Regions from separate parts of the Homo sapiens genome. Here region 1 is linked to region 2. A link is a contact called in ENCODE Hi-C or POLR2A ChIA-PET data. All regions are on one chromosome and are shown on one strand. The core of a region is the stretch at or near the end of the contact, and the rest is flanking DNA. Distances in the headings are between cores, read along the strand shown.

Evidence for each region. Hi-C counts contacts between places; a loop is a spot of excess contacts on that map. ChIA-PET counts read pairs that join two places held with the same protein, here RNA polymerase II (POLR2A). Pooled maps may share reads with other maps.
Region 1: POLR2A ChIA-PET joins it to region 2 with 18 read pairs in activated CD4-positive, alpha-beta T cell. The contact joins the promoter of CDCA5 here to the enhancer-like site in region 2. A Hi-C loop is called at or near these places in 1 of 37 single-sample maps with no recorded cell type and 5 of 50 pooled maps. POLR2A ChIA-PET finds 5 or more read pairs at or near these places in 1 of 52 experiments (activated CD4-positive, alpha-beta T cell).

Annotation. Positions count from the first base shown.
Region 1 is chr11:65,082,529-65,086,265 of GRCh38, reverse strand. CDCA5 (cell division cycle associated 5) reads left to right here and starts at 2,226. Exons shown (of 6, transcript NM_080668.4): 1 at 2,226-2,333; 2 at 2,543-2,637; 3 at 2,716-2,781; 4 at 2,867-2,902. The coding sequence starts at 2,288. It overlaps ZFPL1 (zinc finger protein like 1), which reads right to left and starts at 2,044. Exons shown (of 8, transcript NM_006782.4): 1 at 1,888-2,044; 2 at 1,466-1,575; 3 at 1,040-1,151. The coding sequence starts at 1,567. RefSeq lists enhancers at 741-1,325, 1,915-2,184, 2,265-2,494.
Region 2 is chr11:64,265,857-64,269,622 of GRCh38, reverse strand. It overlaps PLCB3 (phospholipase C beta 3), which reads right to left. Exons shown (of 31, transcript NM_000932.5): 26 at 3,584-3,737; 27 at 3,421-3,497; 28 at 3,219-3,308; 29 at 3,071-3,128; 30 at 2,352-2,438; 31 at 1,700-2,270. The coding sequence ends at 2,067. Among named protein-coding and RNA genes, the nearest start is that of PLCB3, 16 kb to the right of the region's middle. RefSeq lists a silencer at 12-131. Within about 2 kb of position 2,307, at least 5 of the 41 ENCODE cell types and tissues checked have a DNase peak (open chromatin) inside an H3K27ac peak, as active enhancers do.

The DNA.
Region 1 (3,737 bases), core at 977-3,476, 820 kb before region 2:
TCAGTCTTCTTGGCTACCACCATCTAAGTCCAGGCAGGTGCTACCAAGCTGTCCAGCTCACAGGGGTAAGTTTGGGTAGGAAGAAAACGCCACCTCCCCTTTCAGTCCTTTCAATGAGTCCTCTCTGGGCCTGCACTCATCATATTCTTTGGGCTAATGGCTAATAATGAACAGTTTCAGAAAAGGTTCCTCGATACACACACAGGCACACATATACATGTACACATCCCTGGGCACAAATGTACATGTCCTTATAAGCACATAATCAAACACAAGTGGCATTCCCTATATCTACACTATGGGTACAGGAGCCCTCACACATACACATCTATACACTCACAGGTTTGCTAACAGGCACCCTCAACCATGCATTCTCTTGCACTCCCACAACACACCTGTGTTCATATGTTCACATACATACATTTACCCATTCATTCACCCCAAGTACAGATCAACACACTAACACTCATTTAAACACACAATGTACATTAAGTGCCTGCAAGTACACACATGCACTCACAAGGAGAAACACATATGGAGCTGACTCTTGCATGAGCTCCTTCAAAAACTGGAGCTAAGGCTCTTACCCCAGATTCAGGTCAAAGTCATGACACATATGTCTGCTGACTTCTTTTAGCTAACTTTAATGTGGGAAACTCACTTCCTCTCTGTTTAGCCTTGGAATCAGTGGTGGATCCTGAATATCTGAAAGCAACATGCCGGTCTGGCTAGCTAATAGTCACGGCCACCAGCATACCCGTAAGCTTGACTGGTTCTCGCTGAAACCTCCAGATTGGCAGGGCTTAATTTTTAGGAAAGAGGAACTAGGAGCTTTAATTTTTAGGAAAGACAGTGAGGCCTAGAAAGGAAGAATAACTTGCCTGAACTTACACAGCAGGTAAGGAACTTTAACAGGACTAGAATCTGGGCTCTGAGACTCGGGGGACTCACTGTCCTGCTGCTTGAGGAGGGCCTGGAAACCAGTCACCAAGCTGGCCCCTGAGGCTGGCCTGATCCCCCCGAGGTGCCAAGGCCTCACCATAGCAGACAAGGCGGGTCGTCTCTCGGCTGGCCAGGGGTATGTTGCACAGGCGGCAATTGGGGTTGTAGTCGCTATCTTGGAGCCATTGCAGGTAGGACTGGACGATGCACTGGAGTGGGAGAGAGATGTCACAACTGGTGCTGGGGCTGCTCGGCCTATCACCCCAAGGTCCGACTGTCTCTTTTTCTCTAGCCACAGAGGAGACTCATCCTTTCGTTTGTTTAATCAATAAATATTTATTGAGCACATACTGTGCACCAGACTCTCTCTTGGGAACGGGGGATATATCAGTGAACAAAATAAATCAAGTCCTTGCCCTTGTGGGGCTTACATTCTAGCGCGGGGCCCCTCATGGATTTGGAGGAAGCCAATACCGCCTTGCCCACCCAGTGCCCTGCTCAGTCGCTCCCCTGAAGGCCCCACCTTGGCGTGATTGGCTACCAGGCAGTGCTCGCAGACGTTGACCCGATGTTCGAAGCAGAACAGGTTGGTCACCTTTCTCTTGGGGCACTTACAAAGCCCCATGATCGATCCTGGGAAAGGGGCATGAGTTGGTAGGAAGTCAGGTTCTGGTGGCCACCACTACGCTCTCACCAGCCCAGTTTCCACTCTTAACTCCCCCAGACACCTCTCATATTCGCCCCGATCTCAGATTCCTGCCCACTGTCCCTCCTTATGCGGAGAAACACCCCCTGCATAAATCCCGCCTCCGGCGACCCCTCAATCCTTCTGGATCCCGCCCCCGGCCAGGCCCCTCCATCAGAGGCTCCCCGATACTACCGGCCCCGCCCCCAAGACCTCTCCTGAGCCCCACCCCCTCCAAGTCCCGCCCCTTCTCTACAGACCCCAGTCTCTGTGTTTACTGATCGGCCGCTGCACTGGTTCCGAAGGGCGGTAGCGATGGCTCGAGGCGCGGAAGGGCAGGGACCACTCTCCCCAGGGCTCCTGCGCCTCTCCCTTCAGCCCCGGCCGCCCCGATTATCCCTCCGCTGCCACGTCTCTTCCGGGTGCGGCGCGCGCTGATGACGCCATCGCGCCCCTGGGCCACGCCTCCGCTGCCGCTAGAGGTGAAGACGGGTGGAAAAGACTCGGGGTTCCGAGGGCCGCAGACCGCTAGCCCTACGTCACTTCCGCTTCCTTTCCCGCAGGGCGGGTAATTCGAACGTTTTTTGCAGCGAGTGGCCTTCCCGGTTGGCGCGCGCCCGGGGCGGCGGCGCTGGAGGAGCTCGAGACGGAGCCTAAGTTATGTCTGGGAGGCGAACGCGGTCCGGAGGAGCCGCTCAGCGCTCCGGTGAGCGGAGGGCGCGCGGGAGACGTGAGGTCGAGCCGTTTGGGGGACGCAGTCCGGTGAAAGATGGCCTCTTCCCTCCCGCTGCCGCCGCCGGAGGAGGCGCCCTTAAAAGGGCTTGTTTGGGAATCTTCTCGCTGTCTCTAGAACCTGTTCTCTGGACTCTAAGGTCTAGAGTCCTCCTCTACCACTTAACTTTTTTCTCTTTCCAGGGCCAAGGGCCCCATCTCCTACTAAGCCTCTGCGGAGGTCCCAGCGGAAATCAGGCTCTGAACTCCCGAGCATCCTCCCTGAAATCTGGCCGAAGGTGAGCCCCAGATTTCTCACTTCCTCCCCTTGTGGCCCCTCACCTAATGTTGAGCTCACGTTCATCCCTCTTCTCCAGACACCCAGTGCGGCTGCAGTCAGAAAGCCCATCGTCTTAAAGAGGATCGTGGCCCATGCTGTAGAGGTAAAGGCTAAGGAGAGTGTTGTGGGTGGTTAGGCGGGCAAAACTGGGGACCAGCTATGTGATCAATTGGTATTGTCCCCCGCAGGTCCCAGCTGTCCAATCACCTCGCAGGAGCCCTAGGGTGAGTTCACTTTCATCTACTTAATTAAGTAGAATCTGGGTCACTCTAGAGCTGGACAGCACACATTGGCTCCTCACATCTGCCCAGGGAGCTGTTTTGCAGTACTGCAAAAACAGTTTGCCTGTGGGCACCTGCATGCATTGCCAGTCTTGATTACTCCCTGAAGACTTAATACACTTAACTTTTTATGCCTTGTGTATTTCTACCATTTTCCTGGAACTTCCTTTAAAAGCTGAGCTATGTCTTAACTCCACGTACTGCCTTTCTAATCCATTATGCCTTCAGCTTTCATGTATGGGTGTTCTGAGATAAGTCATGTGTATGACATTTTTACAGTTTTAGCAGAAGTTATTATCAAAGGATGTTTCATTAATAGACAATCTGAAGACATACTGACTGAGAAATGTGAACTCCTTTGAAGAGCTGATAGGGCTTAGAGTCAACTGGGGAGAAAGACCAATGACAAGTGATAGCAACGTTGTGTACTGGGACTGCAATAAGGAATACTAGATGCTATGATGGTAGCTAACCCAGACCATGTGGCTCAGGGAATGTTTCGTGGAAGAAGAAACATTTGAACTGAGTCTTTAAAGACAAGTAGAGGCCGGGTGCAGTGGCTCACGCTTGTGATCCTAGCATTTTGGGAGGCTGAGGCGGGCAGATCACTTGTGGTCAAGAGTTTAAGACCAGCCTGGCCAACGTGGTGAAACCCTGTGTCTACTAAAAATACAAAATTAGCCAGGCATGGTGGCACGTGCCTATAGTCCCAGCTACTCAGGAGGCTGAGGCAGGAGAATCGCTTAAACCCAGGAGGCGGAGGTTGCAGTGGGCCGAG
Region 2 (3,766 bases), core at 1,058-3,557:
GCCGGCAGCCCGATCCCGCGCTCTGCAAACCGTGCCGCGGCCCCCCAGAGAGGGTCACTCGCTCCTATTTGGGTCAGCCCTTTCCAGCAGCTACTGTGTGGCCGGCCCGGGGCCAGCGCCGCCCGGGTACCTCGCGGGGCGGGAGGGAGCGGCTGAGCCAGGCTGGCAGCAGCGCGGTCGCTGGAAACTGAGGCTTCATGCGGGGACCCGGACAGAGCGGGGGCTCCGTTCCAGAAAGATTTATTGGCGCCCCCTATAACCCGGGCCGGTTCTTGGTGCCGGGCACAGAGATGCATTGCGCCACGGCCCTGCTCGCGGAAGCTCCCGAGGGCCCGGAATCGGCAGGGCAGTCAGAGAGGGCTTCAGGGAGGAGGCAGCTAGAGCTGCGACCGGAAGGTGAGGTGAGGGTCATCCCCCCCGGCGCAAGGAGGAGTGGACCCATGGAAGGACAGGGGAGCAGCAGAGGCCAGGCTTCTAGGGGCTGGAATGTCACACCCAGAAGTTAGACATTCAGCTGGTATTTGAGGACCTGGGAACTGACTTGGAGTGTGTCCCTCAGTGGACACCAGCTAGAGTCAGGAAGGTGGGAGTTGGCTGCTGAGGAGCCTAGATACGGAATACACTGGAGTGAGCAGAACTGGGGGATAGGGCAGCGTCCCACAGAAGAAGTGAGGAAGTCTGGGGCCATTGCATTGACCCTGAGGGAGGAGGGCCCTACTCCGGAGCCTGTTTCCCTGGCCTCCCCACCCCATCTGTTTGCCTGAGGCTGCAGCAAAAACAAAGCAAAGAAGATACTCAATTGGCAGGAGATAAGCCCAGATAAGAGGCCGCCTTCCCCTGGAGGAGGGATGCAGGCGGGCAGCCTGGGAAGAGCCAGGAAGCTGGGAGAGGCCTTGAAGAGGTGCCAAGCCGACCCTGCTGCGAGCCCAGCCCCGCCCTGGAGCCCGCACTGTGGGCTCTCTGCCACTTTTCGCTGGTCTTGAGGCATGGGACAGGTCCAGGCTGGCTGAAGACAGTCCACCACGGAGGGTCCAGGCCTGCCCTGCCTCCAGGTCAGGACGTCTTGACTTAGCTGTGGCCTAGCACACGACAGATGGCTCCGGGCCTCAGTCTCCTCATCTGTAAAACAGGCATAACATCTCCCTCACAGGGATGAGGGGATGCTGGGTGGCCCAGCCCCTGCGTGTCTGTGACTGTCCACTTCCCTTCCCCCAGAGTCACAGGCAGGCCTACTGCCCACCTATTTCTGAAGACCCAGGTCCCCCGGTGTTGGGCAGGTTCTGAGCTGCCCTGCTCCACCCTGGCCGATCCATCACCTGATAGAGTCAACTGCCTGTCGGGGGCCCAGAGCAGCCCCAGCGGAAGATACTAGGCGTTTGGGTCATATCAGGCCACAGGAAGCGGGGCAGGGAAGGCTTCCTGAAGCAGAGGCCTGAGCCTCAGAAAAGAGAGAACAGGGAGAGCCTCGGAGAGACGAAAGTCATGGGGATGGGGGAACAGGAACAGCGGCTTGGGGGCAGAGGGCACAAGCAGAAGGCCACGGAAGCTCAGCAGACTCGGCAGGGCAAGCTCAGGTTCAACCCAGCAGCCCTTGGCTGGAGGCGTGACCTCAACCCCACCAAATGCCCAAAGTCCATTTTATAGATGAGGAAACTTAGGGCCCAGAGTCCTGTCACCCCAAATCACACTGCACACAGGGTCCCTGAAATCCACTTTTATTCATGTAAAAAAAATCCCCAAAGAATAGAGAAAAAAATGTGACTCCTACTTCCCGGAGCTCCAAGTCTCCAGCCAGCTCTCCCGGGGAAGGGAGGAGACGCTGCTAGCTCGAGGGTGTGGGTGTCACAGGGAGCAAAGCCCTGACCAAGGCCCTAACCTAAGACTGAGGGCAGGAAGGAGGGGCCCCAGGAGGATGAAGGGAGTTAGCTGAGGTACTTGCCCCGGGTTTAAAAAAATAAAATTTCTAGATAAAAAGTTAAAAAAAAAAAAAAAAAGCATTAGTGTCATTGCCTCCTGCCCTCCACCCAGCGCCCGCCCTGGCCCTGTGGCCACCTCGCTCAGCCAGTTCAGAGCTGCGTGTTCTCCTCCTGGCTCTCCGAGTCAGCGCCCGACAGGTGCCCGCTGCTCCCGGGTGCGTGACCGTTGCTGGCACAGGCCACCAGAGGCCCGTCCCCCAGCCCCTCCGGCATCTCGCCCAGCAGGCTCCGGCGGATCTCCTGGGGGAGCCTCGCCCGCTGCTCCTGACACTCCTGGGCCAGCTGGGCCAGCAGCTGTGGGAGAAGGATGGGCATCACAGGCGAGGCCTGGCTGCCTTGCACCCCGTCTGCCCACCTGTTCGCCCATGGCCTCACCTTGGGCTCCTCTTCTGCCAGCTGTTGCAGGACCTGCTGCTGCCCAGCCACAAGACGGTCATGCCGCTGCTTCTGGGCCTCCTCCAGCTACAGGGGTGGGCAAGGGCTCAGCTGAGGGGCCCTGAGGGAGGGGCTAGAGCCTCGAGGCTCTGGCTGGGTATAGAAGTCAGGTGGGCGAGGCCGGGTGCAGTGGCTCACATCTATAATCCCAGCACTTTGGGAGGCCAAGGCGGGCGGATCACCTGAGGTCAGGAGTTCGAGAACAGCCTGGCCAACATGGTGAAACCCCATCTCTACTAAAAATAAAAAAATTAGCCAGGCATGGTGGCGGATGCCTGTAATCCCAGCTACTCGGGAGGCTGAGGCAAGAGAATTGCTTGAACCCAAGAGGTTGCAGTGAGCCAAGATCGCGCCACTGCACTCCAGCCTGGGCGACAGAGTGAGACTCTGTCTCAAAGAAAAAGAAGTCAGGTGGGCGAAGGCTCCCAGGGCAATGTATCAGGGTTGTGAGAGGACTGGGCCCAAGGACGCCAAAGCCAGGGACACTGGTACAGACAGTTGGCTTTGGGTATGATGTGGGTACCCTGGGGCTGTTGGGCACTTGAGAAAGGCCCTAGAAGAACCTTGAGGGCAACGTGGCACCAGGCCAGGCATGGAGATGGGTGTCTGATGAGTGAAGGAAGGGAGGTGGGGTAGGGTGGCCCGGGAGCCTGACTCACCCGACGGATGGAGTTGACTGACTCAGTGATGTGCCGACGGTTAATCTCCGTCAGTTCCCTGCACGGGAGCAACGCAGGATGGCTCGGGGCCCAGACACCTGCCCTGCCTCCCCAGTACCCAGATGGCCCCCGGTCCCGGTGCCCTTACGCCTCCTTCTTATGCTTGTCCCTCATCTTGGCCTCCGAGATGCTGTTATGGCGCTTTCTGTCCAGGATCTTCTGCAGCTCCTTCTTCTCCCTGGAGAAGCCGGCAGGGGAAGAGGAGGGGTCAGCGGCAGAAGCACAGACTCTGCCCTCCTTCTGGTACTAGAAGTCCCCAGCCCTTCCCATAGACAATCCTCGGCTTTCACCTCTCGTTCATCTCTTTCAGCCTCTTGAACTGAGTTGTGTTTGCATCAAGGACGACCTCCCTGAGCCGCTGCAGAGCCTGTGGACACAGGGAGCTGACAGGTGATGCCGGGCTGACGACGGGTCTATCCAGCAGGCTTTCCCTGGCCACTGCAGGCCCCCTACCTGTCTCAGGTGTTCCAGCCTCCGCTGGGCCTCTGCGTCCACCTGGGCCTCCCGCAGCTCCAGCAGGCTCTGCACCTGTCTGTTCTGGAACTCCTGATACCGCTTTGCCTCGTCCTCCCCCTCCTTCGTGTCCTCCACATCAGCGGCCCCACCTCTGCGAGGAGAACCCCTCTGGGTGATGCC